Regions from separate parts of the Mus musculus genome. Here regions 2 and 3 are each linked to region 1. A link is a contact called in ENCODE Hi-C data. All regions are on one chromosome and are shown on one strand. The core of a region is the stretch at or near the end of the contact, and the rest is flanking DNA. Distances in the headings are between cores, read along the strand shown. Region 1 holds the start of Olfr649 (olfactory receptor 649). Region 2 holds the start of Trim30a (tripartite motif-containing 30A). Region 3 holds the start of Olfr633 (olfactory receptor 633).

Evidence for each region. Hi-C counts contacts between places; a loop is a spot of excess contacts on that map.
Region 2: a loop to region 1 is called in a map of v-Abl transformed pro-B cells, with 2.5 times the contacts of the local background. The contact joins the promoter of Trim30a here to the promoter of Olfr649 in region 1. A Hi-C loop is called at or near these places in 3 of 37 maps with a recorded cell type or tissue (heart and v-Abl transformed pro-B cells).
Region 3: a map of v-Abl transformed pro-B cells shows a loop between it and region 1 (4-fold over the local background). The contact joins the promoter of Olfr633 here to the promoter of Olfr649 in region 1. A Hi-C loop is called at or near these places in 4 of 37 maps with a recorded cell type or tissue (T-helper 2 cell, regulatory T cell and v-Abl transformed pro-B cells).

The regions. Positions count from the first base shown.
Region 1 is chr7:104,188,621-104,191,930 of GRCm38, forward strand. Olfr649 (olfactory receptor 649) reads right to left here and starts at 1,585. Exons shown (of 1, transcript NM_147055.1): 1 at 647-1,585. The coding sequence starts at 1,585. The coding sequence ends at 647.
Region 2 is chr7:104,444,324-104,447,633 of GRCm38, forward strand. Trim30a (tripartite motif-containing 30A) reads right to left here and starts at 1,802. Exons shown (of 8, transcript NM_001357467.1): 1 at 1,581-1,802.
Region 3 is chr7:103,944,926-103,948,235 of GRCm38, forward strand. Olfr633 (olfactory receptor 633) reads left to right here and starts at 1,643. Exons shown (of 1, transcript NM_146354.1): 1 at 1,643-2,581. The coding sequence starts at 1,643. The coding sequence ends at 2,581.

The DNA of each region.
Region 1 (3,310 bases), core at 335-2,834:
TTGTGACATCATGATGTCTCAGCAAGTAAAGGTCATTGTCCCCAAGGTAGAAAACCTACCTTTGATCCTCAGAACCTACATAGTGGAAATAGAGGACTACCTTCCCTACAAGTTGTCCTCTGGCCTCCACATGAAAACTGTGTCATGCACGTGTCCGTATTGATATACACACACACACACATATACATGTATGCACACACAAATGAACAAATTTAATTTTCTTAATATAGAAATCTATAGGATCAGCAGTAAATTTTCTACCTTACTATGATGCATAAATACAGAATTAAGGTGTGTGTAAAAAAATAACTGATTTGTCACAAATATTTTAAGTGAAAACAGAACAGCAACTTCCATTGTTATCAATGAGTCTTTATTACCTTAGCACAGCCAAAAAGAATTGAAAGATTCTCCTTAAGATAAGTTGTTTATTTTCAGAAGCGAGATAAATACCTTTATCTTCTAAACTCTGAGCTTCTTTTCCTAAAACTAAAATGGTTGAGGAGGCTTCTGCATAAAATAACTAAGAAAGCAAAACCCCAATAGCTCCATGTGTCGTCTCCTGGAGGTCAGTGGTTGCTGGTTCAGCCTTTTACCTACTATACTTTATGAAATGGCCCAAGATCCAAGACTTCAGTCACTGAGATCATTTGGGGAAGAGCAGAAGAATGGCTTTGTCCCGGATCTGCTTGGTCTTCACTCCATAGACAATAGGGTTGAGTGCAGGTGGGATGATTACATACAGGTTGGCAAACATAATATGAAAAGTGCGGGGGACATTTCGCCCAAAGCGATGAGCAAGGATGGAGAAGAAGGCTGGTATATAGAACATGAGGATGACACAGACATGGGAACCGCAGGTGCTCAGGGCCTTCTGGCGTGCATCTCGGGAGGGAAGGCGAAAAACAGCACATAAAATGAGAGTGTAGGAGATGGCTATGAGGATCACATCTATAATCACTGTCATGATGGGGACACAAAACCCATACCAGATGTTGATGGAGATATCTGCACATGCCAGCCGGGCAACACCAATGTGTTCACAGTAGGTATGGGCAATGATGTGTGTCCTGCAGAAGGGTAGGCGATTCACAAGGAAAACACATGGCACAAAAACACAGAAACTTCGGAAAGAGATTCCCACAGCAATTTTGACAATGGTTTTGGGTGTGAGAATAGTGGTATACCTCAAGGGTGAACAGATGGCCACATAGCGGTCAAATGCCATGGCCAATAAGATAGCTGAGTCCAAGACAAAGCTGTAGTGTAAAAAGAATAACTGAGTCAGACATCCAGGAAAACTGATTTCCTGAGGACCAAACCAAAAGATGCTAAGGGTCTTGGGGACACAGGTGGTAGACAATATGAGGTCAGTCATGGCCAACATGGAAAGGAAGAAGAACATGGGGGAATGAAGACTGTGTTCCACTGCAATAAGGTAGAGAAGGATGCTGTTGCCCAGGATGGCCACGAGATAGATAAAGCAGAAAGGGATACTGATCCAGACATGGTACTGCTCAAGTCCAGGGATGCCCGAGAGAGTGAAGGGGCCAGTGTTGTAGCTACTCACGTTGTGCATAACCATTGAGATCTGAAGAATAATTAGTTCTTCTGTCCTAAAATCAAGCGTGTATGGTGAGCATGAGCAATTGTGCACTCACTCTTTCTCCACAAACTCTTTGGGAGCAGTTCTGTTTTCTATATTTGAAAAAGAAAATCCGATTACCATTAAGAGCAATACTCATGGGCAGGAGAGATGGCTCAGTGGTTAAGAGCACTGGCCTCTCTTCCAGGGGACTTATGTTCGATTTCTGACACTTATTTTGTGGATATGGTGGCTCACAGTCACCTGCTAAATCCAGTCCCACATCCTGATCTAAGCAGGCAACAGGCACACACATAATAAATACACATATATACATTCAGGCAAAACACTCACATACAAAGTAAATAAATAAACAAACAAATTCCCCTCCACCCCAAAGAGAGTCATGGTCATGACTTTAACAAAGAGCTATCAGACCCCTGGTGTTAATTCCCACATTTCAATAGAAACCAAATCAAGAGAAATAACTTGTCCAGTTTATAAAATGCTAATCCTATTTAAATGACCATGTTTTCCCTGAGTCTATATAATTCATCACTGCATGGATATGTATAGGGAAAAGTATTCTAACTGCCTTCAGGAATAGGATTACACTAAAGAGAATGTCCCACTATCGGGAACATGAAGTAATTTAACAATTTTGGATGCCTACTTTACTCCAACATGTCTAATGTGTTATCTCATTTAGAAACCCTTCGTTAAAAATGAATTTTGTCTCCAGATGGTGGTGGCGCATTCCGTTGACCCCAGCACTCTGAAGGCGAAGGCAGGCAGATAATCTGTAATTTTGAGGCCAGTCTGGTCTACAGAGTTCCAGGACAGCCAAGGATACACAGTTATACCTTGTTTGGGGGAGGTGGGGGGAAGGATTTGTTTCTTTTTCTTTTGTTTTGTTTTGAGAAACTCAAGTCATCCCTCTGGCCAAGGAGCCAAATCACTAGATTCCATGACCAGTATTCTTTCATGGGGTCACCCTTTACCTGGTGGTACATGCAGATCTTGTGAAATGGCAAGGATTCACAAGAGATTTTAAGATGTAAAAGGAACAGTCCTAAGCGGAACCCAGATCTGTCAAAACACCAACCCACCCCAGTTTCGGTCACTGTCCTCCTTGGAACCTGCAGAAACAAGCTCTCTGAGACAGGACTGCCTGATGCCGCCTCGTGAAGTAGATATGAAGCTGAGCCTCCAATCTACCTTAAGGATGAAGGAGAAAACGCTTAAGAGTTGGAGAAGACTGAGTCTTTGTATTTTCTAAATATAATGCTGGAAGGACCTCTAGTGGGTGAACACAGAATTTTTTTATTCTAAATGCTGAGTTGAAGCAATACCCGCCCCGCCCCCCCAATACTCAGATTTGTTTTGAGAATTTTCAGCATTCGACAATTGAAAAATCTTAGCATGAAACCACTTTTGTAACTTTCCTAAACGTCATCTAAGAAGATTGGGGCCTGGCTTGGATGGTATAGTGCCTGCTTTGCCTATAGAAAGAAGATTTATCACCCTCCCCCCACGTCCTGGTGCCACCACATGCCTGTAATCCCAGCACTAGGGAAGATCAGAAGTTAAATTCATCCCGAGCTAAATAGCAAATTTGAGGCCAGTCTGGGATATATGAGGCCCTCTCTTTAAGAAACAAACAAAACCTACAAGACACATCATAATATTATCCATATTTTGCAGATGTAGAAACTAACCCAGAGA
Region 2 (3,310 bases), core at 552-3,051, 260 kb after region 1:
AGCTCTTGACTCTAGCTGCATATGTATCAAAAGATGGCCTAGTCGGCCATCACTGGAAAGAGGCCCATTGGACACACAAACTTTATATTCCCCAGTACAGGGGAACGCCAGGGCCAAAAAAAAAAATGGTAATGGGTGGGTAGGGGAGTGTGGGGGAGGGTATGGGGGGCTTTTGGGATAGCATTGGAAATGTAATTGAGGAAAATATGTAATAAAAAAAAGGGTATAAAAAGAATGAAGAGAGTTCAAAGAACTGATGCCATAGAAGAAATGGTCCTTTTCCAAATAGGCCTGGCAAATAAATTCTCTCATTTACAAAGTATCATTTTTTGAAGCAATTTGACACGTATCCCCTAGACGTTTCCACATTTAAAAACTGGACAACCCTAAAACATGCATTTTAATATCTCATAACATATGGTGGTTAAGAGAGTTAATTGCTATGTTCAGAAAACAGGTGTACACAACTGATTGAAAGCAAGACAGAGCAAAGGGAAAGGGGATGAATGGGCTCTTGAGAACCCTCAAGCCAACCTGGACACAGGAAGTCCTGACCTGTGTCTTCTGGAGTCTACATTAGTTTGGGTGAAGCCTGGATTCCCTGCTCCAAGTCCTTTCTTTTCTTTCATGGTTCTCAAGATCTCTAGATCTTTCTATCAGCAGACATTTTTCATTCTTTTATGTCATCAAATTCAATTAGGAGCTCTTGCTGTGCCTCCTAGGGCACTAATGTTCATGTGTAATCCCAGGAGCTGGGGAGGCTGACACAGAACAATTCCATGAGGTCAGCCTGGGATATACAGGAATTAAAAAGCTGTCACTTCTTGAGAGTGCTCCTTTGCTGTTCTCTCTCTGTCTCTCTGTTTCTTTCTGTTTCTCTCTATCTCATCCAATCTTCCTTTCACCCTATCCTCTGTCTCTTTCCTTGGGATTAAATTAGGAGCTGGTAGAAACTTGCAAGTGCTCCTCCAGCCCACTAATTGCACCCAAATTAGCTAAATAGATTTGGTCTTATTAGGTCCTTGGACTCTGGATCTTACTGTGTCGTCTTTCGTTGTATCCAGAATTACTAGTCTGGGGTGATCTAGATTCAGATACAGGACATATGGCATATGGGGAAGGGTAGGCAATGGTAATGATTTTAAAGTGACATTAGGAATTCCCTACAGACTTCAGGCTATTTTATAGTACAAGTACATTAATAGGAGGCTGCAAAGAGATCAAGACTTCCAATCACAGACAAAGATCAAAGGAAATAAGCCCTTAGAATCATGGGTAAATCTACTATTACTCAGAGAAATCTTAACCTTTTTTTTCAAACACCCCTCTGGCTATACTACTTCTTTGGAGGGAAATCAGTGTCTGTGTTGGAGCAGAAGATTCATGCTGCAACTCATAATTAAAGATTAGAAAAAAGACTGGAGTCTGTTTGGAAAAATAACGGACCTTTCCAGACAGGTCATAAGAGCTGTCTTCCTCAAGGCCACCCTGTCTCTGGCTCTCATCCCCATAATATTCAGCAGGAAGCCAGCAGTTCCCCCCCAACCTCTTCCTGCTTTTTAACTTCAACTTAAACTCACCAGAGCAAAGACTGTGTCTTCTTCTAAATTCCTCCAAACTCTGCAGTTGAAAATTGGCTCACACCTTCAGATACCAACCAAGAGACCCAGGATTTGTGGAGAGGAGCAAACACAGGCAAGAGTCTAAGTCCTGAGGATTCAGCCAACTGTGCTGGTCCTCTTGGGAGCCAGTAGAGAAATGAAAGTTAAGACTGTGAGGGCAGGAACTGAGAAAAAGAAACTAAAAACAACCAACCAGTGGGGTGGTACCCCATCAATATCTGAGGTTTTACCACCAGAGGGAGTCAGTTGCCTTAGGTCAGCTTTGCCTTCCAGTAACTTGGGACATTTTTTTTCAGAACTACAGAAACTTGTTATGTCACTTGTTCAGACTCATGATACAATCAACCAAAAAGTTCCTGACCCTCTGGGAATGTGGAAAGAAAGCCTTCCCCATGGGCTTCTCCTGCACTTGAGCTCCTGTTTTGGCTTTGCCTTGGTGGCAGGTGTGGCCTAAAGGGAAGGAAAAACAAGGCTAGGGACAGAAAGCTGCCGTGTTCCTCTGAGGTTGGAGCTGGACTCTTACCGGAAGAGAACAGGAAGGAAGTTGCAGTTCAGGGAGCTGCCACACAAGCAAGATTTCCCACCCATCAGGGACAGAATGGGGAGGAGTCATGTGCAGAGCCAGGCAGAAACACCTCACCACCCTCACAGCAGAGAGAGCAGTGAGCTGCAGAGGGCTCTCCAGTTGTTCCATGATGTCCCTCAGATTATGTATTCTGTAACTGAATAGACTTTGTCCCTTCACAGTGCCGAGCTGATCCATTCATTCATTTTCCCCTTTCCAGGAGTCCCTCTACAGGATGTTTCACAAGGTCCCATTTGATTTAGGATTTGTTTAAAGACCAGTACTACTGCTACACCATTCCCTGAATAAAAGGTGGAAATCTGTAGAGCTTCTCTGAGAGTAGTGTTTGCCTATCATTATAGAGTCTGATGGTGGACCCTCAGCACTGTACAAAATCAGGTGTGGTGGCTCCTGCATGTGATCTGTCTTAGTTACTCCGAACTGCTGGGATAAACACCATGACTGGGACAAGTTGTAAGGAAAGTGTTTCATTTGGGGCTCACAGTAGAGTTCATGACCACCACAGTAGGACACATGGCACCAGGCAGGGAGACAAGGTGCTGGAGCAGGAAATGAGAAGTCACACCTTGAGACACAAACTAGACAAGAGGCAGAGGCAGAGAGAAAATGTTGTTGTTGGTGGTCAGAATCTACTGAATCCTGAAAGCTTGCATCCATGCCATACCTTCTCTAATAATGCCACACTACCAATCTTCTTTTCTTTTCTTTTTTTTTTTTAAGGATTTTTTTTTTATTGGATAGTTTCTTTACTTACATTTCAAATGTTTTTCCCTTTCCAGGTCTTCCCTTCGGAAACCCCCTACTCCTACCTCTATGAAGGTGTTCCCCCTCCCCCACTCCTATCTTCCTGCCCTAGCATTGTCACATACTGATGCATCTAATATCCTCAGGCCCAAGGGTTACTCCTCCCACTGATGTCCAACAAGGCCATCCATCATCTGCCACATATGTGGACATAGCCATGGCTCCTTCCATGTGTACTCTTTGGTAGATGGTCCAGTTCCCAGGAGCTCTGGTGGTTCTGGCCCGTTGACACTCTTGTTCCCTCCATGAGGATGCAAACCCTGTCAGCTCTTTCAGTCCCTTCTCCAACTCCTACACT
Region 3 (3,310 bases), core at 393-2,892, 240 kb before region 1:
GTATGAGTTGGAAGGAAATCTATATCCTGTAATATTAATTTTAAAGAGACAGGAACTTACATGTTGGAATACTTCTATAAAGGAGCTCCTGACCCATTTCTGACCTTTACTCCTGAGAAACTTCAGGCACCTGCCTAGAGAACTATTATCTTCCACAGTGGCCAATATCACTTTCCTGTGGCTGGTGACCACTGCAATTCAAAGTTTCATAAATATAACTAGACCTATCCCCATAGTTTGTCTTAATAACATAATGATCTCCATTCACAGATTTTAACAGTCAAGCTCAAAACTTACACATTCTAGAAAGCAGATGACCGGAATGAAGTCACCTACAAGCCAGTACCTCAGCCTCTTTCCAGGACATTTCCCAGCATGCCAAGCTTCATTGTTTCCAGGAGGGCTTCAGATATGTGTTCTTCATCTGATGACAGAGGTTACATCATATGCTCAGCATCAGAAGTTCCCGCATATCTCAGCAAGTGAGAAATCACCCCCATGCTGAATAGAGGACGTTTTCTCATATATTAGCAAGCAGAGTCACATTCCCTCTTCTTGAGAGATGTTTTTCTCTTTGATGAGATAATTAGATTCACTGCCTTCTTGGGGATGGCTTCAGGGGTATCAAACACATGTTAATATTTTGTCCTCATTTCTGCTGAGTTGATTCAGATATATACTCTAAAAGATCTATATTCTTGCCCATCACCCCACTCATGCAGTGAACCTCACAGTTCTGTGTGGAGACAACCAATGGTGGAGAAATTTTCTGAAAGAACACAATACTTGTCTGCACCCAGAAAAATTTTAGTGAGCGAAATGCTCCTTCCCATCAACCTCTGATGCATAGACTTGTTCTGCACTTGCTTCCATCTCTGTGTGTAAAGTACAAAGGAATCCTACAAGAGATACTGATGAAGAGCTGAGCCCATTCTCGAGATAGTTTTTGAAAGTAAAGGCAAATAATTCTGTATTCTCAAAGTTGCTTTGACTGCTTTTTAAGTGGTAGAAATGAAATGTAGGTGTATTTATCACTTGCCCAATTCTATATACAATTAAAGTCATAGCTCGTTTAATTCTTATCTCTATCTACCACTGGAAATTAAATATAAATATACAGAATTCCTAGTCAATTAGTTTAATTAATTTTAGTCTTTCTAATGAATGCCTTCTTTCTCTAGAGAAAGGGGAACAATACATTCTTGAAAGTAAAACACCATAAGAACAATAAGAAATTAATTTGGCTTGAGATTAGTACAGTCTCTTGTCATATTGTCTTCTATATACATACATGCTGGCAAATCACAACAATTTTATATTGCATTGATGGTCACATTGAGTTGGTCATAATGTAGGTGAGACATGAATTGGTAGACCATAACAGACAAGAAAGAAAGAAAGAAAGAGAGAGAGAGAGAGAGAGAGAGAGAGAGAGAGAGAGAGAGAGAGAGAGAGGAAGGAAGGAAGGAAGGAAGGAAGGAAGGAAGGAAGGAAGGAAGGAAGGAAGGAAGGAAGGAAGGAAGGAAGGACGGAAGGCAGGCCGGTCTCTTTTCATCTACAATAAGCTAATAAGCTGCATTTTATGTCAGGTTATATCTGTGGCCCTGTCAAACCAAAGTCCCCAGACATCAAGCACAGGAAAATGTTCAACAGCAGTCAATTCACCCCAAAATACTTCCTGCTGACCGGTTTCCCTGGTCTGGAAGCATGGTACCCTTGGCTGATCTTCCCATTCTGTTTCACATATACTATAGGCATCATGGGCAATACCCTCATTCTGGCTGTGATCAGAAAAAACAGTTCTCTGCACCAGCCGATGTTCTTGTTCCTGGCCATGCTGGCCTTCTCCGAGCTTGGTGTCTCTGCTTCGACCCTGCCCACTGTGCTCAGCATCTTTCTGCTCGGTGCCAATAAAATCTGCTTTGAAGCCTGCCTTTTGCAGATGTTCTCCATACATTCATTTTCCATCATGGAGTCAGGAGTTCTTCTAGCCATGTCTGTGGATCGCTTTGTCGCCATCTACAACCCACTCCGATACACCGCCATCCTGACTCTGCCCCGCATTGCTGGTACCAGTCTTACACTTGGATTGAAGAGTCTGTTGCTCATGTTCCCCTTGCCTTTTCTCCTAAAGCGTCTGCCTTTCTGTGGTCACAATGTGCTTTCCCATTCCTACTGTCTGCACTCAGATCTAATCCAACTTCCCTGTGGGGACACTCGTCCCAACAGCATTCTGGGGCTCTGCATCGTAACTTCCACTTTTGGGCTGGACTCTCTGCTCATTGTTGTCTCTTATGTGTTGATCCTGTACACGGTACTAAACATTACCTCTGGGGAGGGGCGGAGGAAAGCTCTCAATACCTGTGTGTCACATATGTGTGCAGTTCTTGTGTACTATGTGCCTATGATCAGCGTGGCTCTGGTGCATCGATTCATGAAGCATGCTGTACCTGCTGTTCGCCTTCTCCTGGCCAACATCTATCTTCTGGTACCACCGATGCTCAATCCCATCATCTACAGTGCTAAGAACAGGCAGATTCGCCAGGGGTTAATACAACTCTTTCTTCAAAGAAAATATTAAAAGACTCTAGCCCACCAATTAGAGGCCCCCCACACCAGTCATATTACCAAAAGCAGTATAGAAATAGAGAGCTGTTAGTTTACAATGCTAGAAAACTTGAAAGTATCTCATGTTGATGAATACGTAGAGAACAAGCATTGCCATGCAGCTCATGCATCGATTAACTTGCTAGTTTGTTCACATGTTCTTAATCCAGCAGTTCCGATGCTCAGACCTGGCCTAAATTTATAGTCTGTTTCCTTATTATGGCAGATACTTAAATGCAAAAATCTCTCTAGAAATATTCAAGATAGTACATTTTGTTTTGTTCAAACAAAAGGACAGGGCTGTAGATGGCTCATCAGTTAAGAGCACATCTTACTCTACCAAGGGACAAAAGTTTAGTTGTCAGAATCCACCCAACTACCTGTAACTCCAGCTTCAGAGAATTTTTTAATGTCTTCTTTTCAATTTTGTAAGAATCAGAAGCACTCAGATGCACACACAAAATAAGTAAACAGATAAATAAGTAAATTAATAAATAATATAATCTTTCTAAAATTAAAATCCAGTGCTATTTTCTTCTTTTTTTAATTCTATTTTGTTTAGGCATTTTTTGTTTGTTTGTCTCTTTATTTTCTAAAGAAAGAGAGAGAGAAAAGGGGTGTGGAGATGGGTGAAAGAGGAAGTGGGGAGCATCGGGGAGGAGGTGAGGGAGAGGGAGGGAAATGCAATATACTGTATGAAAAA